Regions from separate parts of the Homo sapiens genome. Here region 1 is linked to region 2. A link is a loop called in an ENCODE intact Hi-C map of the cell type or tissue named here. Cell type or tissue: endothelial cell of umbilical vein. All regions are shown on one strand. Links, peaks and the distances in the headings refer to the core of each region. The heading gives the core; the rest is flanking DNA.

Evidence for each region. A loop is a pair of places that touch in the nucleus more often than their neighbours do. Peaks named below come from ENCODE experiments on the same cell type or tissue, not always from the same donor. Only the 100,000 strongest peaks of a DNase experiment are listed, where the experiment ranks them.
Region 1: a loop joins it to region 2, with 7 times the contacts of the local background. A loop is called at or near these places in 21 of 110 quality-filtered maps.

Annotation. Positions count from the first base shown.
Region 1 is chr1:11,898,791-11,914,904 of GRCh38, forward strand. It overlaps LOC124903843 (a long non-coding RNA gene), which reads left to right and starts at 12,703. Exons shown (of 2, transcript XR_007065464.1): 1 at 12,703-12,799; 2 at 14,028-14,436. RNU5E-1 (RNA, U5E small nuclear 1) reads left to right here and starts at 9,362; the gene lies at 9,362-9,482. It also overlaps the pseudogene RNU5E-4P. RefSeq lists enhancers at 48-599, 9,148-9,257, 9,490-10,053 and silencers at 9,428-9,477, 9,502-9,796, 10,618-10,667. In endothelial cell of umbilical vein, for the core only: no CTCF peak of the experiment used is centred there; no DNase peak of the experiment used is centred there.
Region 2 is chr1:12,009,537-12,018,778 of GRCh38, forward strand. MFN2 (mitofusin 2) reads left to right here. Exons shown (of 19, transcript NM_014874.4): 18 at 56-190; 19 at 1,960-3,972. The coding sequence ends at 2,029. Among named protein-coding and RNA genes, the nearest start is that of MIIP, 5.3 kb to the right of the region's middle. In endothelial cell of umbilical vein, for the core only: no CTCF peak of the experiment used is centred there; no DNase peak of the experiment used is centred there.

The DNA.
Region 1 (16,114 bases), core at 13,018-15,517, 98 kb before region 2:
CCCCTACCCCAGATCGCAGAGCCCATCTTGGCTGCCGGGACCCGAGGGCGCTCCAGGTTGGCTCCGCGGGTCGCATCACCTGCCAAGTGCTCGGGAGCCGCAGCACGGGCACCAGGGGGGTCCAGGATGGAGGGGCCACGGAGGTCTCCAAGGGAACTGCCCGGGCTGAGATTGGCCAGGGAGGGGGCCAGGAACTAGTGGAGCTACGGAGCCGCCAGTGGATCTGAGGACCCACCTGGATCCGAGGTCGGCCCCTGTCCCCGGTGCTGAAATGCGGGCGCCCGCGGGGTTCACGGCCAGGACTCAGCCCTGGAGTCCCTGAGACCGCTAGCCCCGTAGCAATCCCCTATGTAGGATTTGTTTCAAGGGCTCAGACCGGCACAGAGCCCCCCAGCTCTTCCTTGCCTCAGATTCTGTCCTTGGGTGATCAAATCCTGCTTTCTGTCTCCTAAAATTGTCTCTAGCGCTTTCTCTGGGACCACTCTAGTGCCTCTGAGCAGGCATCACAGGCTGGCCCATCGGATCATTATTTGTACTTTGGTCTTATGCTTTATCCCCTCCAAACCAACGGGCTCCCACTCTCAGCTGGGCTGCAGAATTTCCCATCCCCCTGCCTCTAACATTCCTAGGGGACTCTGTTCCTTTCCTCCCTCCTATCCCTTGCTTTCAAGTTAGTTAAAGCTAGACAATGAGGTCGGTGCAATGCGTCTGCATCTGGCAGGGGCAGCCACCTTCCTTGGAAATGGGGAGAGATGGTGCAAGAGAGAAGAGAGCCGGGAGAATAGGGGTGGGGCCCCAGGGCTGAGGCATGCCCTCCTGAGCTACTGCAAACTGCAGCCCCCAAGGGCCCAGGTGACATCATGTAATGGGCCTTAGCAAGACCCCCTTCCACTTCTGGGCCCTTATCTTCCCCTCTCAGCTCCTGACCCCTCCCCAGTCAGATGCCCTTGTTTGTAAGCTCTGCATCTCTCCCCTTCCCTCTCTCTCTTTCCCTCTCTTTTCAATATCATTGTTCTTTTATTCTTCTGATTATAAAAATTACTGTTGGCCAGGCCCTGTGGCTCACGCCTGTAATTCCAGCACTTTGGGAGGCTGAGGTGGGTGGATCACGGGGTCAGGAGATCAAGACCATCCTGGCTAACACGGTGAAACCCTGTCTCTACTAAAAATACAAAAAAATGAGCCGGGCATGGTGGCTGGTGCCTGTAATCCTAGCTACTCAGGAGACTGAGGCAGGAGAATCGCTTGAACCTGGGAGGTGGAGGTTGCAGTGAGCCGAGATAGTGCCACTGCACTCTAGCCTGGACAACAGAGCAAGACTCTGTCTCAAAAAAAAAAAAATTTCACCGGGCGTGGTGGCGAATGCCTGTAATCCCAGCTACTCAGGAGGCTGAGGCAGGAGAATCACTTGAACCCAGGAGGTGGAGGTTGAGCTGAGATTGTACTACTGTACTCCATCCTGAGCGACAGAATGAGACTCTGTCTCAAAAAAAAAAAAAAGTGTGTTTCTTTGCACACATTTTTGTACATTTCTGTTTCCTTAGGATGTATTCCCACATGTGAAATTATTGGCTTGACATATATTAACTGTTAAAATACTTTTGTTAGGCTGGGCGCGGTGGCTCACACCTGTAATCCTAGTACTTTGGGAGGCTGAGGTGGGTGGATCACTTGGGGCCAGGAGTTCAAGACCAGTCTGAGCAACATGGTGAAACCCTGTCTCTACTAAAAATACAAAAATTAGCCAGGCATGGTGGCACACACCTGCAGTCTCAGCTACTCAGGAGACGGAGGCACGAGAACTGCTTGAACCTTGGAGGCAGAAGCTGCAGTGAGCCAAGATCGCACCACTGCACTCCCACCTGGGCAACAGAGAGAAACTGTGTCTCAAAAAACACTTTTTTTAGGGCTCTTGATACATATCATCAAGTGACATTTTAGTAAGATTGGGCCAGTTCCTATTTCTACCTGTGGCATCTGCGTTCCTGTTTCACTGTAACATGGCTGCCTCTGAATTTTATATTTTAAAAGTATTTGCTAATGTAATAGATGGGACGTGACATACAGAGTTGCTTGTATTTGGAGTCCTCTGATTACTAGTAAGACCAAACAGGTTTTCACATATTTATTAGACATGTACATTTCTTCTGGAAAATTTTTCTCTCTACTATCAATGATTTTCTATTGCAGTTTAGTATTGATCCCATTAATTTTTCTTTTTTTTTTTTTCTTAGATACAGGGTTTCACCACATTGCCCAGGTTGGTCTTGAACTCCTGGGCTGAAGCCATCTGCCCTCTTCAGACTCCCAAAGGTCTGGGATTACAAGCGTGAGCCACCGCACCCAGCTTTATCTCATTAATTTGTAAGGCTTTTTGATATAGTACAATTGTTAACCCTTTGGTGTATTGCAAGTATGATTCTGGTGGGAGGCTCACCTTTTTGCTTGATTATTTTTGACACACAGAATTTCAAAATGTCAAATATATTTACGGTAACTTTTTAAAGGCTCGGCATGGTGGCTCACACCTGTAATCCCAGCACTTCAGGAGGCCGAGGCTAGCGGATGGCTTGAGCCCAGGGGTTCAAGACCAGCCTGGGCAACATGGAAAAACCCCGTCTCTGCAAAAAATACAAAAAATTAGCCAGTATGGTGGCATGAGTGCCTCTAGTCCCAGCTACTCAGGAGGCTGTGGTGGGAGAATCACCTGAGCCAGCGAAGTTGAGGCTCCAGTGAGCTATGATCACACCACTGCACTCCAGCCTGGGTGACAGAGCGAACTCCATCTCAAAAAAAAAAAAGAGGCTGGGCACAGTGACTCACGCCTATAGCTGTGCTGGAAGGCCGAGGCGGGAGGATCACCTGAGGTCAGGAATTCGACACCAGCCTGGCCAACATGGTGAAACCCCATCTCTACTAAAAACACAAAAATGAGCCGGGCGTGGTGGCTACTCAAGAGGCTGAGGCAGGAGAATCTCTTGAACTCAGGAGATGCAGGTTGCAGTGAGCCGAGATCACACCACTGCACTCCAACCTGGGTGACAGAGTGAGACTCTGCCAAAAAAAAAAAAAAAAAAAGAATGGCCAGGTGCAGTGCTTCACACCTGTAATCTCAGCACTTTGGGAGGCCGAGGTGGGTGGATCACGAGGTCAGGAGTTTGAGACCAGCCTGACCAACATGGTGAAACCCCGTCTCTACTAAAAATTCAAAAATTAGCCGGGCGTGGTGGCGGGTGCCTGTAATCCCAGCTACTTGGGAGGCTGAGGCAGGAGAATCACTTGAACCCGAGAGGTGGAGGTTGCAGTGAGCCGAGATCACACCACTGTACTCCAGCCTGGGTGACAGAGCGAGACTCCGTCTCAAAAAAAAAAAAAAAAAGAAAGAAAGAAAGAAAAAAGAAAAGAAAAGAAAAAGAAAAATGCTATAATCCTGCTAAAAACTCCCCTGTCTCTGTCTACTTTAGAACGCTGACCATTCCTTTGGAGTTGGTGTTTCCGAATTGTCCATCCTCACACTTTGTGCTTGAATAAACACTCTTTAAATTAGATTCTAACCCTTTTGATGATTTTAGGTTGACATTTTGGTGACCCACAGATGGGACCCAAGGCAAGCCTCCCACAATCCATGCTGCTTTGCCAACATTCTGAGCTTTGGTACCCGCAGGAACAGCTTTCACTCGTCTGACCTCATCAGAGCTAGCGGGGCTTCCTGGCATTTTCTCTTGGGTTTCAAATCTCCCTGGCTTTGGCTGAGATTCAGACTTTATTCAAGTACCCTGATTCCGCAATTCCATGCTCTATGGAGCTGGATTTGAAGCTCTACTTTTAAAAGTAGAAGTTTCAGGCCAGGCATGGTGGCTCATGCCTGTAAACCGAGCACTTTGGGAGGCTGAGGCGGGCAGATCACTTGCGGTCAGGAGTTTGAGACCAGCCTGGCCAACATGGTGAAACCCTGTCTCTACTAAAAATACAAAAATTCCCCAGGCATGATGGCACACATCTGTAATCCCAGCTACTCAGGAGGCTGAGGCAGGAGAATTGCTTGAACCCAGCGGGTTGAAGGTTGCAGTAAGCCAAGATCTTGCCAATGCACTACAGCCTGGGGAACAGAGCGAGACTCCGTCTCAAAAGAAAAAAAAAAAAGTGTGTGCCAGGCGTGGTGGCTCATGCCTGTAATCCCAGCACTCTGGGAGGCCCAGGCAGGTGGATCACCTGAGGTCAGGATCTCGAGACCAGTCTGGCCAACATGGTGAAACCCCGCCTCTACTAAAAATACAAAAATTAGCCACGTGTGGTGGCGGGCACCTATAATCCCAGCTACTCAGGAGGCTGAGGCAGGAGAAATGTTTGAATCCAGGAGGCGGAGGTTGCGGTGAGCCAAGATCACACCACTATACTCCTGCCTGGGTGACAGAGTAAGACCCTGTCTCAAAAAAAGAAAAAAAAAAAAGGAAGAAGAAATAAACTATATGTGTGTGGTTATTGTTACAAAACACACACACACACACACACACACACACAGAAAATTTAAACTAGAAACTATTGAAAATGTGTTGGGTGCAGTGGCTCACACCTGAAATCCCAGCACTTTGGGAGTTGGGAGGATCACTTAAGCCCAGGAGTTAGAGACCAGCCTGGGCAACATAGTGAGACCCCATCTCTATTACAAATAACAAAATGTAAACAAATTTTCTTTAAATAAAGAAACTATTGAAAATGGGGATGAGTGGAAACTGGGCGAAGGGGCTAGGGACAGGAGTGGGACTTCTCTGAATATATGTTTTTACATAGTTTTGATCTTTGAGTCTTGCATTTTTCATTTTCAAAAAGGAAAAATCTTAGCCGGGTGTGGTGCTGCATGCCTGTAGTCCCAGCTACTTAGGGGGCTGAGGTGGAAGGATTGCTTGAGCCTGGGAGGTTGAGGCTGCCGTGAGCTGAGATTGTGCCACTGCACTCCAGCCTTGGTGACGGAACAAGACTCTGTCTCAAAAAAAAGAAAAAGGAAAAATCAAATTATAAAGAAAAATGTATTATGACTTAAATGGGCCTTATCTCAGGAATGCAAATAATTAACATCCAAAAATCTAGCAATGGCCCAGGAGCAGTGGTTCACACCTGTAATCCCAGCACTTTGGAAGGCCAAGGTGGGTGGGTCACCTGAGGTCAGGAGTTTGCAACCAGCCTGGCCAACAGGACAAAACCCCATTTCTACTAAAAATAGAAAAACTAGCCAGGCATGGTGGTGCACACCTGTAATCCCAGCTACTCAGGAGGCTGAGGCACACGAAACGCTTGAACCTGGAGGCGGAGGTTACGGTGAGCTGAGATCGTGCCACTGCACTCCAGCCTGGGCAACAGAGTGAGACTCTGTCTCAAAAAAAAAAAAAAAAATCTAGCAATGTAATTCACCATATTGCTGAATTCAAAGGAGAAAATTTATACAACTATCTCAATAGATTCTGAAGAGCATTTGATAAAAAAACTCAGCACAGAGAAACCTGATGATAGAAGGAAATTTCCCTAACATAATTAATACAGGCTGTATGTTAAAATCTTACACCAGGCCAGACGCGGTGACTCATGCCTGTAGTCCCAGCACTTTGGGAGGCTGAAGCAGGCAGATCATGATGTCAGGAGATCGAGACCATCGTGGCCAACATGGTGAAACCTTGTCTCTACTAAAAACACAAAAATTAGCTGAGCATGGTGGCGTGTGCCTGTAATCCCAACTACTTGGGAGGCTGAGACAAGAGAATCACTTGAACCAGGGAGTTGGAGGTTGCAGTGAGCTGAGACCACGTCACTGCACTCCAGCCTGGCAACAGAGCGAGACTCCGCCAAAAAAAAAAAAACAAAAAAAAAAACTCACACCAAATATCACACATAACAACGCATTTTCCCTGATCAGGGGAAATGGGCCAGGCATGGTGGTTCACACCTGTAATCCCAACACTTTGGGCGGCTGAGACAGGAGGATCACTTGAGGCCAAAAGTTTGAGACCAGCCTGAGCAACATAGCAAGATTACAGCTCACAAAAAATAAAAATAAACAAATTAAGCCTGGCCAATATAATGAGACCTAGTTTCTACAAAAAATAAAAAAAAAAATTAAAAATTAAAAATTAACTGGGCAACAGAGCAAGACCTCATCTCTAAAAATTAAAAATAAATTCAAAACATTCACAATGTTGTAATACCATCACTGCCATCCATTTCCAAAATTTTTCATCACCCGAAACAGAAACTCTATACGTTACCCAATAACTCCTATTATCCCCTCTTCTAGATATTTTACCTAAGTACAGTCACACAATCTATGCCTTTTTGTGGCTGGCTTCTTTCATGTAGCATGCATCCTCAAATTTCATCTACAATGTAGTGTGTACCAGAATTTCTCTCCTTTTTATGGCTGAATAGTATTCCATTGTATGGGTAAACCACATTTTGTTTATCCACTCATCAGCGGATAGACACTGGGATTGTTGTCATCTTTGGGCTGTTATGAACAACGCTGCTATTAATGCTCATGTAGAGTCATCTGTTTGAGTCCCTGTTTGGAAATCTTTTTTTTTTTTTTTTTGAGACGGAGTCTTGCTCTGTCCCCCAGGCTGGAGTGCAGTGGCACGATCTTGGCTCATTGCAACCTCTGCCTCCTGGGTTCAAGCGATTCTCTTGCCTCAGCCTCCCAAGTAACTGGGACTATAGGGGCCTACCATGCCCAGCTAATTTTTGTGTTTTTAGTAGAGACGGGGTTTCACCATGTTGGCCAGGCTGGTCTCGAACTCCTGATCTCAGGGGATCCGCCCGCCTTGGCCTCCCAAAGTGCTGGGATTACAGGCCTGAGCCACTGCGCCCGGCCCCAAGTTTCTTTTTACTAAAGAGATTTCCATCAGATTTTTTTCTAAAATAGAAATACAAAGTAAAAGTGCTTTGCTTTGTTGTGGCTGATGGTGATGAGGTTTAGGAAGTCTTTCTTCCTTCCCCACTTCCTCCTTCACTCCTCTCTCTCTCTCTCTCTCAGGTTAGGAGGTAAGGAAGCCTACTCATCCGTCTAGAAGATGAGCCAGTAGGGGGGGTGTCCTAGTTCAGGTGCTATGACAAAATACCTTAAACTGGATAATTTATAAACAGCAGAAAGTTATTTATTGCTCACAGTTCTGGAGGCTGGGAAGTCCAACATCAAGGCATCAGCAAATTTGCTGTCTAGTGAAGGCCTGTTCCTCATAGACGGCGCCTTCCCTGTGTCCCCACTTGATGGGAGGGTGAAAGGGACAAACTCGCTCCCTCAAACCCTTTTATAAGGACACTGATCCCATCCATGACCCAATCACCTTCCAGAGGCCCCACTTATCAATACCATCACCTTGGAGATTACATTTCAGCCTGTGGATGTGTGAGTGGCCACGACATTCAGACCACAGCGGGAGGGACACGGAGGGTGCTGCTGGGGGATTGCATGGGAGGGGAGCCATCTTTGTGGAGTTGGGGTTCAAAGCCCAGGAGGAGGGCCGTTCATGGGAGGAGGCAGAAGATGAGCCAGATGCGGTTGCAGGCGGGCTGGGAAGATGAGGGCGTCTGGCCTCTCAAGGAAGCCCCTGGGATGTCGTGGGCTGACACGGTGAGTTGCAGAGGGGGAAGCTGAAGGGAGAGAAGGATTAAAAGGGGTGTTTGTGTGTTTGTTTGTTTTTTGAGACGGAGTTTTGCTCTTTCACCCAGGCTTGAGTGCAATGGTGCGATCTCGGCTCACTGCAACCTCCGCCTCCTGGGTTCAAGTGGTTCTCGTGCCTCAGCCTCCCAAGTAGCTGGGATTACAGGCACGCGTCGACACACCAAGATAATTTTTGTATTTTTAGTAGAGACGGGGTTTCCCCATGTTGGCCAGGCTGGTCTCGAACTCCTGACCTCAGGTGATCCGCCTGCCTCCACCTCCCAAAGTGCTGGGATTACAGGCGTGAGCCACCGCACTCGGCCTAAAAAGGACATCTTGAGGTGGGAAATGGAGCCAATCAGAGAAACAGGTGAAGTGGAGGCCTGTATGGGAGGTTCCCCTGCTGTGGAATTTTTCCAGCAGTTCAGCTGCTACAGGGCAGAGGCTGGAAAGATGGCCCTGGGATCTTCCCAGGTGAGAAGACGGAAGGAAAGAGGGGCCAGCAAAGGAGGGGCTGCAGGGGAGTGAGAGAACAGGGGTAGTGGGGGGGCCCAGGCTCCATGGACCACGATCACTGCGGGGAGGCACCTGCACCGCTTCTCCTTCCCATCTGCAACCAGGAGCCAGCTACCGCCCCCTCCCCATCTCCTGCCCCTCCTCACCTACTGTTTCCTTCCTCTCTCCCAAAGTGTTGGGATTACAGGCGTGAGCCACCGCGCCCGGCCAGGAAACCTCCTCTCTGCCCTCGGTTTCTGTGAGGCTCCCAGTCCAGGTTTTCCTCCTGCCTCCCTCAATTTCTCTAATCTCTTTCATAGGCTCCTGCACTGTCCCCTCCTTTTATGCCACCATCCCCCAGGGACCTTCCTTGGCCTTTTCTCTCCTCATTTCACAGCCTTTCCCAGGCCTTCCCCTGCTCAGCCAGTAATCTGTCTCCCAAACTCCTCACTCTCCATATTTCAGGCACAACAGTTGCCAACAGAGGTTCTCAATGTGGCCTCCATCAGAATCACACGGAGGATGAGTTCAGACTCAGGGGGCTGGGCCCAATCCCCAGGCCTGCAGTAGGTCTGGAGTGGCTAGAAGTGTAAGAATTTTTTTTTGGAGACACGCTCTCGTTATGTTGCCCAGGCTGGTCTTGAACCCCTAGTTCAGGCGATCAGCCTGCCTCAGCCACCCAAAGTGCTGGGATTACAAGGGTGAGCCACGGAGTCCAGCCAAGATAATTTTTTTTTTACTTTTTTTTTTAAGTTCAAAAAAATTCTTTACTTATTAGGCTAATTGTGCAATTAAAAAAAAAAAAAAATTGCAAAAACCGCAATTACTTTTGCACCGATCTAATAGCTCGCCCACTGTAAGTAAAGCAGGTAAAGTCAGCCTTTTTCTTCTGGGACCAGACTCTGCTCTGCCCCGCGGTGGTGGCCTCAGGCGCAGCGCTAAAACGCATGAACCATTTAAGGTATTTCCTGAAACTGGAGCGTGATTGGTGAGACTTTATTTGCATACCCACAATGCATTGCGCACTAAATAATGTTCGTCTTTAAAATTATTTCCCCTTTTTCCTTCAACATATCTTTCTCGGAACCGAGATTGCTGTCCCAGAATTGTCTGAAGAAAAAGGCTGAAGTCAATAGCTCTTTTGGGCCGAAGGAAAGTTACCATTACCCGTTTAGGAGTAGCCGTTACCTGAGAACTGTAGTGTCGACGACTGATGTTATACTCTGGTTTCTCTTCAAATCGTATAAATCTTTCGCCTTTTACTAAAGATTTCCGTGGAGAGAAACGAGTGTGAGTCTGAAACCAATTTTTTGAGGCCTTGCGTTTCTTAGCAGGGCTTATTTTAAGTGTTTTAAAAACAGATGCGATTCCGTTAAATCGCGTGTGGAGCTATGTAAAGTGTATTATAGAACAAATGCGAGTTACGGTTTTTCAGCTTTTCGCTTTGTTAAGGTATGTGATATCAATTGTATTGCATTTCTGAGCAGTTATAATATTAAGATGTTGGGGTGGCTTACTGCTTTTGACCAAGAAGTAGGGTTTGTTGGTTGATTACACCAGTGGTTTTTAACCCCAGCCACTGAGTGATGGAGGGTTACCGACTCACAAGCGAGCATTAACGCCTGAGGTCCGCCTGCTGTCAGGGCAGCAAGGCATCAGATTCTCCTAGGAGCGGGAACCCTATTGTGAACTGCGTATACGAGGTATCTAGGTGCGTGCTCCTTTTAAGAATCTAATGGCTGATGACGAGGGGCACAGTTTCAACCTGGAACTGTCCACACCCCCTACCCACCTTCCCCCGCCCTTGGAAAAACTGCCTTCCATGAACTGGGTCCCTTGTGCCAGAAAGGTTGGGGACCGCTGGACTATCCGATCAAATGAAGCAGGGACTCGGGGCGAGCTCCCCCGCTGCTCCCGCCGGCTTCTCCGTGTAGAATCGAAGAAGGCAGTCCCAAGGGCTCTTCTGCCCCGTATCCCCGCCTGAGGAGCGTGCCAGGCGCGCAGCTAGTCCTCCCCCGACCCAACCGGTTTGATGAAACGCAAGAGAAAGTGAATTTTCCAGCCACTCCCATTGGCCAGAATTCGTCTCAGCCGCAAGGGAGGCTGGGAAGTGCAGTCATGCCTTCAGGTAGCCGTGAGCCCTGCTAGCGATAGGAGATTCTAGAGAGAGGTTGAGTACTGGGGAGGAAAAACTAGCAGGGTCTGTCCCAGTAAAGGAGGGAGGAAATCCATCGCAAAAAATCCTGACCCCCAGGCCGGGCGCGGTGGCTCACGCCTGTAATCCCAGCACTTTGGGAGGCCGAGGCGGGCGGATCACCTGCGGATCACCTGAGGTCAGGAGTTCGAGACTGGCCTGGCCAACATGGAGAAACCCCGTCTCTACTAAAAATACAAAAATTAGCCGGGCAGGAGGGCGCATGCCTGTAATCACAGCCACTCGGGAGGCTGAGGCAGGAGAATCGCTTGAACCTGGAAGGCGGAGGTTGCAGTGAACCGAGATCGCGCCACTGCACTCGATCCTGAGCGACAGAGCGAGACTCTGTCTCAAAAAAAAAAAAAAAAAAAAAAAAAAATCTACCCCGGGCTCAGGCCCTGAAGCAGCCGCCCACAGCCCAGCCCCGCCGTGCCCCGCCGTGCCCCGCCGTGCCCCGCCGTGCCCCGCCATGCGACTCAAAGCCCCATTCAAGCTACGTAGGAGGGTAAATTGTCCTTTTCCCCCAAGGCCAGCTGCTCCTCCAGAAGCCAGCTCTGGTCCTTCAGACTCAAATACTAGGGAACAATGTTTTCTCTGAGTTTTGAGTGTGTTTCTTGTTTCAGAGTAAATACGAACCGTCGTAATGGCTAAGGGCATCTACTTTTAAAACGCTCAAATAAGCCTTGCTAAAAAATGCAAGACCTCTAAAAAATTGGTTTAAAACTCAGAATTATTCCTCTCCACGGAAATCTTTAGTAAAAGGCGAAAGATTTATGCGATATGAAGAGAAACTAGAGTAAGAACTTCGATGAGTGGCACTCAGTTCTCAGGTAATGGCTACTCCCAACAGGCTAATGGTAAATTTCTTTCTGCCCAAAAGAGCTATTGACTTCTGCCTTTTTCTTCAGACAATTCTGGAACAGCAATCTCAGTTTCAGGAAAGATAGATTGAAGGAAAAAGGGGACTAGTAATTTTAAAGACGAAAATTATTTGGTGCACAATGCATTGTGGGTATGCAAATAAAGTCTCAGCAATCAAGCTCCAATTTTGACAAACTGGTGAAGCCTTAGGGACTCCTCAAAAAAAGGTTTTCTGTTGCTTTTGTTTTGTCTTAAATTTCTGATTTTTAATGTTTGTGGGTACATAGCATGTGTATGTATGGGTTACATGACAAGAGAAAGGTTTTGTTTGTTTGAGATGGAGTCTTGCTCTTGTCACCCAGGCTGGAGTGCTGTGGTGCGATCTCAGCTCACTGCAACCTCCGCCTCCTGGGTTCAAGCGATTCTCCTGCCTCAGCTTCCCGAGTAGCTGGGATTACAGGTGTGAGCCACCATGCCCGGCTAATTTTTGTATTTTTAGTAGAGATGGGGTTTCACCATGTTGGCCAGGCTGGTCTCGAACTCCTGACCTAAGGTGATCCGCCTGCCTCGGCCTCCCAAAGTGCTGGGATTACAGGCGTGAGCTACTGCGCCCGGCCCCTGCGAATGCTGTGTAGTTGTCTCTTCCCAAGGTTTTATTCTGAGAGGAGCCCCAGCCTTTCTCACGAGCTCACTTGCCCAGTGTTGCCGTCTCCCAGGACAGCCACAGAGCAGTCACACTGGTCCCTGGCCCGGGTTTTCAGAGCTCTCCTCCACGTGTGTGTTAGGGTTCTCTAGAGGGACAGGACCAATAGGATCTACGTATATATGAGAGGGACTTTATTAAGGAGAATTGACTCACACGATCACAAGGTCAAGTCCCATGATAAGCCGCCTGCAAGTTGAGGATCAAGGAAGCCAGCAGTGGCTCAGTCCAGGTCCCAAAACCTCAAAAGTAGGCAAGCTGACAGTGCAGCCTTCAATCTGTGGCTGAAGGCCTGAGAGCCCCCAGCAAACCACTGGTGTAAGTCCAAGAGTCCAAAAGCTGAAGAACTTGGAGTCTGATGTTCAAGGGCAGGAAGCCTCCAGCACGGGAGAAAGATGAAGCCCGGAGGACCCGGCAAGTCGGCTTTTTCCACCTTCTTCTGCCTGCTTTTTCTAGCTGTGCTGGCAGCCGACTGGATGGTGCCCCCGACACTGTGAGTGGGTCTTCCTGTCCCAGTCCACTGACTCAAGTGTTAATCTATTCTGGCCACGCCCAGAAACATCCAGATACACCCAGAAACAATACTTTGCATCCTTTGATGCAATCAAGTTGACACTGTTTTTTTGGTTTTTTTTTTTTTTTTTTTTTTTGAGATGAAGTTTCTCTCTGTCACCCAGGCTGGAGTGCAATGGCACGATCTCGGGTCACTGCAACCTCTGTCTCCTAGGTTCAAGCGATTCTCTTGCCTCAGCCTCCCAAGTAGCTGGGATTACAGGCACCCGCCACCACACTCGGCTAATGTTTTGTATTTTTAGCAGAGATGGGGTTTCACCATGTTGGCCAGGCTGGTCTCGAACTCCTGACGCTTACCATTAACCATCACAAGCTGTTAGCAGAGGTAATGATTAACACACCATTGGCTGGGGGTACATCCTGCAAGGGTGCCACCACCCAACTCCATGAGTGACCTTTGACCTTTAGCAAGTCACTGTTTTTCACCGGGTCTCAATTTGCACTTTGTAAAACATGGTGATAAAACCGTTCTTTGGTTTTCAGGGAAGCTGTAGATTGGCTAAAATTATGACAGTAATAAGGAGAGAAGAAGGGATACGTCCATGGGAGGAATGATGATCTCTAATGTCACTGTTGCCGTGAATTAGGGCCAGAGCCCACCCTTTGTCCCTAGAGGTCAGTGATGCCAATGAAGAAATCCAATTCTTGGGTGGGTGCAGTGGCTCACACCTGTAATCCAACACTTTGGGAGGCCGAGGCGGAAGGATCGCTTGAGCCCAGGAGTTTGAGGCCAGCCCGGGCAACATGGCGAGGCCCCATCTCTACAGAACATTTTTAAAAAATTAGCCGGGTGTGGTAGCATGCACTTGTGGTCCCAGCTACTCAGGAGGCTGAGGTGGGAGGATCACTTGAGCCCAAGAGCTCGAGGCTGCAGTGAGCCATGATTGTACCACTGCACTGCAGCCTGGGAGACCCTGTTTCAAAATAAAGGCTCCCTGGCTTCCCTACACCCACCCACCTCTGTGCATTCATTCGTTCACTCAGGCTCTCCACTGCTTAGCTTGGCTGACTCCCATCATCTTTCGGTTTCCAGATTGGAGGTTTCACCTTCCTCCAGGAAGACCTCCCTGACTTTCAAGGGGAGGTTAGATGTCCCTGCCCCATAGTCCCGCAGCCCTGACTGCAGTATCATCATCCACTTTCTCGTCTATAGGGTCCAGCCCTACGGGGTTTGGCGGGTGTTCTCCCCATGTGCGGAGACAGACATAGTAAGAAATAAAGACACAAGACAAAGAGATAAATAGAAAACAGCTGGGCCTGGGGGACCACTACCACCAAAACACGAAGACCGGTAGTGGCCCCGAATGGCTGGGCGCGCTGATATTTATTGTATACAAGACAAGGGGGGCAGGCAGGGTAAGGAAGGTGGGTCGTCCAAGTGATTGATAAGGTCAAGCAAGTCACGTGATCATAGGACAGGGGTCCCTTTCCTTTTAGGTAGCTGAAGCAGAGAGGGAAGGCAGCATACGTCAGCGTTTTCTTCTGTGCACTTATCAGAAATTCGATCAAAGACTTTAAGATTTTCACTATTTCTTCTACCGCTATCTTCTAAGAACTTCAAAGAGGAACCAGGAGTACGGGAAGAGCATGAAAGTGGACAAGGAGCGTGACCATGGAAGCACAGCACCACAGGGAGGGGTTTAGGCCTCCGGATGACTGCGGGCAGGCCTGGATAATATCCAGCCTCCCACAAGAAGCTGGTGGAGCAGAGTGTTCCCTGACTCCTCCAAGGAAACGGAGACTCCCTTTCACGGTTTGCTAAGTAACGGGTGCCTTCCCAGGCACTGGCATTACCACTTGACCAAGGAGCCCTCAAGCGGCCCTGATGCAGGTGTGACAGAGGGCTCACCTCTTGCCTTCTTGGTCACTTCTCACAATGTCCCTTCAGCCCCTGTCCCTATACCCGCCGGTTATTCCTTGGTTATACAACAAAGAGTAATATTAAAAGTTAATGATTAATAATGTTTATACTAATGATTTATAATGTCCATGATCATCTCTATATCTAATTTGTATTATAACTATTCTCATTCTAACTATTTTGTTTATTATACTGAAACAGTTTGTGCCTTCAGTCTCTTGCCTCGGCACCTGGGTAATCCTCCGTCCACACTCGTCTGTCTCTCCTGCAGGCTGCATTCGCTGAGGTGTGTCTGTGTTGTTCCCCTTTGAGTTCCAGTCAAAAAAGATTCCTAGAGAGAATTCGCTCTCACGCCAGGGCTAAGCTCCTCCCACCAGGTTCATGAGCCTGGAAGTAAGTGCCGTCCACCAATGTCCTGCCTGCTCTTCAGAGGCTCCTCAAGCCTTCCCTGCCCAGAGAGATTCCGGGATGAAAAGGAAAAACGTCCCTGCCTGGCAGAAATTGATGCTGCTTCTGGAAACGTAGGGCGGGTGGTTGTTTCCAAAATGTGTCTGCCATCACTTGAGCTAGTAGTGGGAGCATCTAGTTTTGGAGCTGGACAGGCTTGGGAACGCATCCCTGACTCCACAAATTATGTGACTTTGGCTTAATGACTTATCATCTGGGAGCCTCACTTTCCTCATCTGTAAAACAGGACTGACACTCACCTTGCAGGAATACTGGAGGTCTGTACTGCGCTGCCAACATCTATTCGCCCTCATCCGTGACAAGAGTACCCACAATTTCCTCTGGGAAGCTGCTCCTCTCTGATTAGTGTCTGTTCAGTGGTTGGAGGTTGACCCTACCCCAGCTCTGAGACGGCCTGGCCAGCCTATCCTAATTAGCATATCCCTTTCACCCTGGCCACAGTGATTGACTTAGGGCTGGGCTGTGCAGAGGTGAGCCTCAGCTTTTTGGGTAGGAACACCAGGACTTGGATTCCAGTGGGTTTAATGCTAGGAGGGCATCAAGCTTGTGATAACTGTGGCCATTTTTGTTACCATAAGGGTAGCCAGTCTGAGGATGGAAGCCAATCTACAGGAAACAGAGCTAAGAGATACTAATGCATCCCTAAATCACTTGAGTCCTGGATCAAACCGTTCCTGAAGCTCCTACTAAGCTACACTGTTATGTGAACCAATACTCTTCCTTTTGTTTAACCAGTTTTTGGTTTTGTGGGTTTTTTTGTTTGTTTTTGTTTTGTTTTGATATAGGATCTTACTCTGTCACATAGGCTGGAGTACAGTGGTATGATCTTGGCTCACTGCAACCTCCACCTCCTGGGCTCAAGCGATCCTCCCACCTTAGCCTCCCAAGTAACTGGAATCACAGGTGCACGCCACCACCATGCTCAGCTAACTTTTAAAATTTTCTGTAGAGACAAGGTCTCACTATATCACTCAGGCTGGTCTCGAAGTCTTGGGCTCAAGAGATCCTCCTGTCTCAGCCTCCCAAAGTGCTGGGATTACAGGTGTGAGCCACTGTGCTCAGTCAGAATCTGGTTACTCCTGCACCAGAAATACCCTAAGATTTATTTGGCCAGGCACGGTGGCTCACGCCTATAATCCCAGCAGTTTAGGAGGCTGAGGTGGGCGGATCGATTGAGCTCAGGAGTTTGAGACCAGCCTGGGCAACATGGTGAAACCCCGTCTCTACAAGATATACAAAAAAAATTAGCCAGGCTGAGTAGTCCCAGCTACTCAGGAGGCTGAGGTGGGAGGGTTGCTTGAGCCCATAAGG
Region 2 (9,242 bases), core at 1-2,500:
CCAGTGGCATCTTGCTCCACACACCCCAACTGGGTCCCTTCTCTCTCCTCCCCAGGGAACTGTCTGGGACCTTTGCTCATCTGTGTCAGCAAGTTGACGTCACCCGGGAGAACCTGGAGCAGGAAATTGCCGCCATGAACAAGAAAATTGAGGTTCTTGACTCACTTCAGAGCAAAGCAAAGCTGCTCAGGTGAGGCTGGCCCGTGTGGCCAAAGGTTAGGGCTCCAGGGTGCAGCCCAGGCACACTGGGGCTCAGCTGCTGGGCTTGCGTCTTGGGTGTGGACACAAATTTTTCTGGTGGGGATTTAGCTCATTCGTGTTAGATGTGTACCATGGGCTGGGCACGGTGGCTGACGCCTATAATCCCAGCACTTTGGGAGGCTGAGGCAGGTAGATCACCTGAGGTCAGGAGTTTGAGACTAGCCTGACCAACATGGTGAAACCCCGTCTCTACTAAAAATACAAAGATTAGCTGGTCGTGGTGGTGTGTGCTTGTAATCCCAGCCACTCGACAGGCTGAGGCAGGAGAATGGCTTGAACCCAGAAGGCGGAGGTTGCAGTGAGCCGAGATTATGCCATTGCACTCCAGCCTGGGCGACAAGAGCAAAACTCTGTCTCAAAAAGAAAAAAAAAATGGATGTGTACCACGTACCTCATGGATGCCAGATGGTGCTGGAGGCTCAACAAGACACAGCGTCGCTGCCTTCAAGGCACTTGCAGTTGAAGGCATGATGGCATCACAGTACTGCGAGACTGCAGTTCACAGCGCCCTGTGCTGAACCGCAGGGCCTACAGCGCTTAACATGTGCTATTTCACTCAGTCTTCCCTATTTCTCCATTTTCTACATAGAAATGTTGGGGAACTTGTCTGGCATCTCAAAAAATGGCCAGGCTAGGAGGGGAGCCCAGGTGTACTTGGCTCCAGCAGCCCCCGCACTCTGATTCTCCTTACCTGCCACTCTTTGGACCCATGAAGAGGGCATAGCCCCCCATTTACCCACAGAGAAGCTGGTTACTTGGCTGGGGACTGGCAGAGCTGGGATTGGAACTCAGATCTCCATGGGGTCTCTGTGGAGCTTTCATTAATAATTTGCTGGAAAGAACATCAGTCTGAGGAGTCTGGAGTCCTGGGTTCTCTCCAGCCACTCATGTTTGGCCCAAGCTCTTAACTCTCCTGTGTCTCATTATTTTCATCTGTAAAATGGGAGTAAGATTTCATGACACAGCTGCATGACTGAATGTAAAAGTGCCCTGCAAAAGTCCTCGGCCTGCCCAGCTCATGATAACATCAGCACACGGGGACCCTGCAGAAGTCCTCGGCCTGCCTAGCCCATGATAGCATCAGCACACGGGGACCCTGCACTTCCTGCCCTCGCCCCTGACGTCAGAGTCTGCAGGGTGGCAGAGCCAGAGGGGAGATGGATCAGAGGGTGTCAGCTCCAACCCTCACCGGATCACTGGGCTTTCCCTGCCCTCGACTGCGGATGTGCCCCCCCCGCACCCCCACCTGGGGACAGCTGCTTCCTAGGGACACACTGCTTGCCCTCTGGGGACTCTCAGAAAGGGGGAATGGGGGGAACTGCTGCTTGTCAGCCACAGTGACACAGCTGAACCTGGAAAGGGTCTCCTGTCAGCACCTCAACCCCTTGCTTGGCAAGCAGGGAAACTGAGTTCCCGACAGCTCAGGGACTTGCACATGGTCCTGGGTGAAGGAAACACAGGGCTTGAGAATCAGAAAAGCCTAACTTGTAGCTCCCTGGCTTATTAGCCGTGTGGCCTTGGGAAGTTATTTAACCCCTCTGGGCCTCCTTTTCCCCATCTGTGAGACAGGGATAAACACGATTGTTGGAGGATGATGTAAGGGTGTGTGTCAAGCGTCCTTAGGATGGTGCCTGGCGGGTAGTCCTAATACTGCCTATCATCAGCTATCATGGTTACAAAAGAACCATTTCTTTGCAGGAATAAAGCCGGTTGGTTGGACAGTGAGCTCAACATGTTCACACACCAGTACCTGCAGCCCAGCAGATAGTGGGCACCTGAGGCGGAGTCTGCGTGGAGAGGGGCGGTGCTGCCAGCCCTAAGTGCCATGTGGGCTCCCCCAGGGGCACGTGTGGCTCCTGCCCCCTGGCCACTGCCAAGAGAATGAAGCACCCAGTCTCGTACCATTTTGAGCCCTCCAGCACTACTTATTTTCCCCCACCTTTGCCTGCTGTTGCTGGAAGAGCTGGCTCATACCCCCAAAGGACACTTTCAGCGACAGCTATGGACAGCATGGTACCAAGGAGTTAAGTTGAGGCTTTTTCCAGCTTTCTCTGGTTCATTTGATTGCTTGATAAGGCCTCAGGATCTCAGCATTGCACAATGCCTCATGGAAGCCTTTGAGGGTATCACACAGACACCCCCACCTTCCTCCAGCCTGTGCGCACCTGCCCTCCTTGCAGCCCAGCACACCTGCAGGTGTAAGGGACGATTGGAGTTTCTTCCCAGAGAGTCTGTCCCAGAAGGACTGTGGCTTGTGTGTGTCCATCTCGCCTGTTGGCTCAGTGCTTCATCCCATTTGCAGAGCCTCAGACACGTCTTGGTGGTGAGGCTCAGTTACCCCTGGGCTTAGGCTGAGGCGGGCCCTGTGCTGGGGGTGGTAGAAAGGATGCTGCTGAGGCAGCTGGAGGAGTGGGAGTAGCTCAGAGGGGAGGGCTGTTGGATGTATGGGGAGCTGGCAGAGCAGGTGGCAGTCACTGGGACAAGGAGGGACTTGCCTCTCTTCTCATTATTGTGTCCTTTGCTTTAGTGTCAGTCCTGGACTTGTGCAGGCCTGTTTTGTGTAGATCTGTTTTGGAAGATGGCATGGTCTAGGTGGTTGAAGGATGTAGTAGAAGGATGGATGGTGGAAGGTGGGGACGTTGGTGGCTGGCTGAGGTGCATGGGCCCCACACAGGACAGCTGGAGAATGGGCCGTCCACTTGGCCTCGTTCTGCGAGGGGCTCATGGGTCTGAGAGCCCCCACCCACTAGGCTTGATTGCATCCCTGTTGTGCCCTTTAAGAGACATGTTTCCACCCCACCCCCAACCTTGTCCCAAGTGCCCTGGACTAAATTTCCTGTGCCAGTGACTGCAGTTGGCCAAGGGACAATGTGGAAAACCCAGTGTCCATCTTTCCACCCTCCCTGATCTCCAGAACCTTCGACTGACCCCCTTGTCTTTATGCTGATGTTGAGTTTTGGGATTGTTACTGGTTGAAGTGGGGGCAGATGCCTGTCACCAAGGTGTTGACTGTGTGAGAAAAGCAGTTTGGGTGACAAATCCTGTGTGGCACAAGTTGGATCGCTTCCTAGAAATAAGCAACACCTCTCCCAAAAAGCAGCCCACAAGGCAGGGGCCCAGCAGCCCAGCCATCACTCATCTTTGAGGAAATGAGTTGGTAGCCTCTGTGCACTGTTTGGTGGCCACATCACAGGTGATGTCCTGTTCACATACCTGCTTGTATTTAAAGCCCTCAGTCTGTCCTGTTGTGTGGGGCGAAGTGATGGACTCTGCCAGGTGGACATGCTGTGGGTGGATGTTCCCGGCGTGTGCCGGGCCTGAATGGACAGGGGCCACTTCACAGCATGTCAGGGAAAATCACTGTCACACAATTCCAATGGATTTTGTGCTCTTTTTGAAAAAAAAAAATTCTTTAGCGTAAACATGAATTTTTTTTCAATGTAGCCCCTGGGGAATGAATGAAATTTTGAGCTTCTTCAATACGTAAAATTAAATTTATACCACTGAGGGAGAGACCCTTTCTGAAAGAAGTATGGCCAAAAGCACTTTAATGCTGCTGACATTGTTGTTTTTATGTTCATTTGCTGGAGCGCAAGACGTGCTGACACAGTGAGTTTTCTCTGATGTATTTAAGGTGATGTATTTGCTTGAGTTACTCCTGTATCATTGCTCATAATATTGGAAACTAAAATAAAACCTAGTTGGAAATCCTTTGTGAGATCTGTCTTTTTGGGTTCTTGTACAAACTCCTCTTTGACATGGCCAGCTGTATTCTGAAGTGACCATAACTTTGGGGAAGTTCCCACTATAATCTGGCTCCTTATTCTTGGAAGGAATTTGATACTCTCAAAAGAACAGATGGTTTAACTGATCTTTAAGGATCAGGAAATCGAGACTGATTTCTTTACAGATTTCTCTGTAACTCCAGACCATTTTTCACTTAAAAAGTAAATGACTCACTGTTCCATCCTGCTTTGCCTTCTGAGAATTTGGTTGCCACTATTCTTTTTTTTTTTTTTCTTTTTTGAGATGGAGTCACGCTCTGTCGCCCAGGCTGGAGTGCAGTGGCACGATCTCGGCTCGCTGCAAGCTCCGCCTCCCGGGTTCAAGCAGTTCTCTGCCTCAGCCTCCCAAGCAGCTGGGATTACAGGCGCCGACCACCAGGCCTGGCTAATTTTGGTATTTTAGTAGAGACAGGGTTTCATCATCTTGGCCATACTGGTCTCAAACTCCTGACCTTGTGACCCACCTGCCTCGGTCTCCCAAAGTGCTGGCATTACAGGTGTGAGCCACCGCTTTTTTTTCTTTTTTTTTTTAAGGGTCCTCAGGAGTAGATACAGGGGTAGTCAGTCAGTTTCCCCGCCCCTACAGCTGTCCTCTTGGCTCTGGTGCTGCCCAGTGTCCGCCCTGCTCGCCCACAGAGGCCACAGCTCAGCTGATAGCAACCTCATCCTTCCAGATTCCCAGGCTACACACTTGGGGCATCACCCTCGAGTCCACGGTCACACGTGCTGCACCAAATCTGTCACCTGCTGTCTTCCAAGTCTGTTGACCCTGCCCAGTTTCCTCACCTCCATCATAACCATCAGCCCGGATCTAGGTTCCTGTTCCTGCCTTGTCCCCGCCTATCCTCGCCATCTTGTGGCTGTTTCAAGGCAGCAGCCAAAGACTTTCTCAGGTAACAAAAAAAAAATGAATCATTACCTTTTTTTTTTTTGCAATCCACAAAACAAGTAGTTTCTGTCATTAACAAGATGTTATGTACAACCCACTAAATTGTTCACGACAGCATCATCCCGGGTGATGAGCCATAGTTTGAAAAAGGGCCTTCTTGCCTTATGCAAATGCTGCTTAGTTATTCCCAGTCAAGGCCAGCCTCATTCCTGTGCTTTCTCTGACTACCTCATCTGTCCACTGGCGAATCTGAGAGGCTGGAAGTTTTAGCCCTCTGGTAACAATGTCCCTATTTAATCACAAAAAGTAGGTAGTCAGGAATGTTCCACTGTGTCCCAAGCACTGGGGTGACAGCCCAGGCAGCTCTCTCGGAGAGCATCTGGCTTCATAATGTGGCCTCAGAAGCAGGGCCCTCCTCGCAGATGTCAGCTAAGTTGTTCACCGTGTCCTCAAGTGGATGGTTTCCTGTGTCTAAGTGGGACTCTTAGGCTTGAGATAAGAACAGCGAACTTTGAGAGTTTAGTATGTCAGACATTTCATACGCATGAGCCCTAATCTCAAAATCCAATGGTCTATTTTCCCTAATTTCCTCAAATGAGGAAGTTCATTAATTCAGCAAAATATTTGTGCACTTACTATGTGCTAAGCATGGTTCTAAGCACTGGAGATATAGCAGTGACTAAGGTGGATAAAAATCTGCCCCTGGGGCCAGACGCGATGGCTCACGCCTGTAATCCCAACACTTTTGGGAGGTGGGCGGATCACGAGGTCAGGAGTTCAAGACCAGCCTGGCCAACATGGTGAAACCCCATCTCTACTAGAAATACAAAAATTAGCCAGGCTTGGTGGCGTGCACCTGTAATCCCAGATACTAGGGTGGCTGAGGCAGGAGAATTGCTTAAACCTGGGAGGTGGGGGTTGCAATGAGCCGAGATCACGCCATTGCGCTCCAGCCTGGCAACAGAGGGAGGCTCCCTCTCAAAACAACAACAACAACAACAAAAATCTCACTCACTGATTAGTAACCTTTTTCAGTTACAAAGAAAAACAACATACTCGCTAAACTCCCTAACATCAGGAGCCATCAGGCAAATTATCTCAAGTCTTGATTTACAAACCAAACCCTTATGCCTCTGATTACACAGGGGACCGGTCTGACAAACTTTTTTTTTTTTTTTGAGGTAGGTTTTTGTTGGCTGGAGTGCAGTGGCGCAATCACGGCTCACTGCAGACTTGACCTCCCAGACTCAAGTGATCCTCTCACCTTAGCCTCCCGAATAGCTGGGATTAAAAGTGTGCGCCACCATGCCCGGATAATTTTTTGTTTTTTTGTAGAGACGAGGGATCTCACTATGTTACTCAGGCTGGTTTCGAACTCCTGATCTCAAATGATCCTCACACCTTGGCCTCCCAAAGTGCTGGGATTATAGGTGTGAGCCACCATGTCTGGACACAAATATTCTTTTTCTTTTTTTAATTTAATTTTTCAAATAGAGAATGTATGTTGGCTGGGCACAGTGCCTCATGCCTGTAATCCCAGCACTTTGGGAGGCTGAGGTGAGAGGATCGCTTGAATTCATGAGTTTGAGACCAGCCTGGGCAATCTGGCAAAACCCTGTCTCTACAAAAAATACAAAAATTAGCCCAGCATGGTGGTGTGCACTGGTAGTCCCAGCTATTCCGGGGGCTGAGGTAGGAGAATCACTTGAACCCAGGAGGTGGAGGCTGCAGTGAGCCGAGATTGCATCACTGCACTCCAACCTAGGCAACAGAATGAGACCCCGTCTCAAAAAAAAAAAAAAAAAATAGATGGGATCTTACTGTGTTGCCCAGGCTGGCCTCTAATTCCCAAGCTCAAGTGATCCTCCTGCCCCAGCCTCCCAGAGTGCCGGAACTACAGGCATGAGCCATCACACCCAGCCAATAAACATTCTTTTCTGATAAGCAACTGCAGAACTTAAGCCAGTTTCAGCCAGCTTACAGAAGCTGTGAACAACCTGTTTAGCCAATGCACATGAGCTCACCTCCTCTCATAAATATGTATACAGCTTTTCCCTCAAACCTGCTAAATATGTATGAATATGGGCCCTGTGAGGCATAAAACCCAACCTGTCCTTTCTCTCTTGGAAGAGAGCACCTTCAGTGCATGCTGCAAACCATCTCTTCCTGGTTTGCAAACAAGTATCAACAATAAAGTGCTCCTTTCTACTATTTAGCCACCCTGGTGATCTTCTAGACAACATTATGCGTATTTCTGCTAGGAACATTAGTGTTCAAATCTCTGTGTAGGCAGATGTTTTCATTTTTTGTAGGTAGATATCTCAGGCTGGACTTGCTGGGCCATATGGTAAATTTATGTTTAACTTCTACAGATTTTGTGAAGTGGTTATACTGTCTTATATCCCCACCAGTAGTGAATGTGGGTTCATATATATATATAGTTTTTTTTTTTTTTTTTTTTGAGACAGTCTTACTCTGTCACCCAGGCTGGAGTGCCGTGGCACAATCGCGGCTCACTGCAACCTCCGCCTCCCAGGTTCAAGCCATTCTCCTGCCTCAGCCTCTCGAGTAGCTGGGATTACAGGTGCCCACCACCACACCCGGCTAATTTTTTTCTATTTTTAATAGAGACGGGGTTTCACCATGTTAGCCAGGCTGGTTTCAAATTCCTGACCTCAACTGATCCGCCCGCCTTGGCCTCCCAAAGTGCTGGGATTACAGGCCTGAGACGTCGTGCCCGGCCTCATTTCATTTTTTAGAGCATCACAAACTACCTCTCCAGCTCATCTTGCTAGAGTTACTGCATAATCCATGCATTCCTGCCAAGGATCAGCCATCTTCTTGAGTCGGAGGGCTTCCTGCTAGCTCGGTGCCTGGTGTTATCACCCTCGGCTCTTCTGGAGGTAGAGGGGCTACCTATCTTCTTTTCATTCTTTTTTTTTTTTTTTTTTAATTTGAGACAGAGTTTCACTCTTGTTGCCCAGGCTGGAGTGCAATGGTGCGATTTTGGCTCACCACGACCTCCGCCTCCCGGGTTCAAGCGATTCTCCTGCCTCAGCCTCCCGAGCAGCTGGGATTACAGGTATGCGCCACCATGCCCGGCTAATTTTGTATTTTTAGTAGAGACGGGGTTTCTCCATGTTGGTCAGGCTGGTCTGGAACTCCCGACCTCAGGTGATCCGCCTGCCTGGACCTCCCAAAGTGCTGGGATTACAGACGTAAGCCACCGCGCCCAGCCAATTTTTGTATTTTTAGTAGAGACGGGGTTTCGCCATGTTGCCCAAGCTGATCTTGAACTCCTGACCTCAGGTGATCCACCCGCCTCGGCCTCCCAAAGTGCTGGGATTACAGGCGTGGGCCACTGCGCCCGGCCCCAGTTTTTCTAAGTTATATAGTTTAGGTTTCACAACTAGATCTATGATCCATTCTAGGTTAATTTTTGCATATGGGTTTCTTTTTTTTTTTTTTAGGATGAGTGTGTGGATATCCAATTATACCTACAACATTTGTTGAAGACACCATCTCTTCTTGTTTTCCCAAGTTTCCACACACATTATTGATAAAATAAATTTTTTTGGGGGGGGTGCTGGGTGTCGCTGGGCTGTAACTCCTTACCTCAAGCCATCTGCCCACCTCGGCATCCCAAAGCGCTGGGATTACAGGCGTGAGCCACCGCCCCGGGCCGAAGGCATTATCCTTTCTCCACTGAATTGCACTTTCATTTTTGTCAAAAATTAATTGCTCACATATCGGAACTCTATTCTGTTGCATTGATCCATTTGTCTACCTGGACGCCAATACCACACTTTCTTTCTTTTTTAAATTAATTTATTTATTGAGACAGGGTCTCTCAGTCAGGGTGGAGTGCAGTGGTGCAATCAAAGCTCACCACAGCCTCAGCCTCTTGGACTCAGGTGATCCTCCCATCTCAGCCTCCCGAGTAGCTGGACTACAGGTACGTGCCTGGCTCATTTTTTGTAGAGACGGGGTTTTGCCATGTTGCCCAGGCTGGGTATCTTTTTTTTTTTTTTCTTTTTTGAGATGGAGTCTTGCGTCTTGCTCTGTCATCCAGGCTGGAGTGCAGTGGCGCGATCTCGGTTCACTGCAATCTCTGCCTCCCTAGTAGCTGGGTTCAAGCGATTCTCCTGCCTCAGCCTCCCTAGTAGCTGGGATTACAGGCGCCGGCCACCTCGCCCGGCTAATTTTTGTATTTTTAGGTTTACTGGCGTGAGCAACCGCGGCCGGCCCCAATACTACACTTTCTTGTTTACTGTGTAGTCCTTATCTTCTGGCGCAAAGCGGGCACT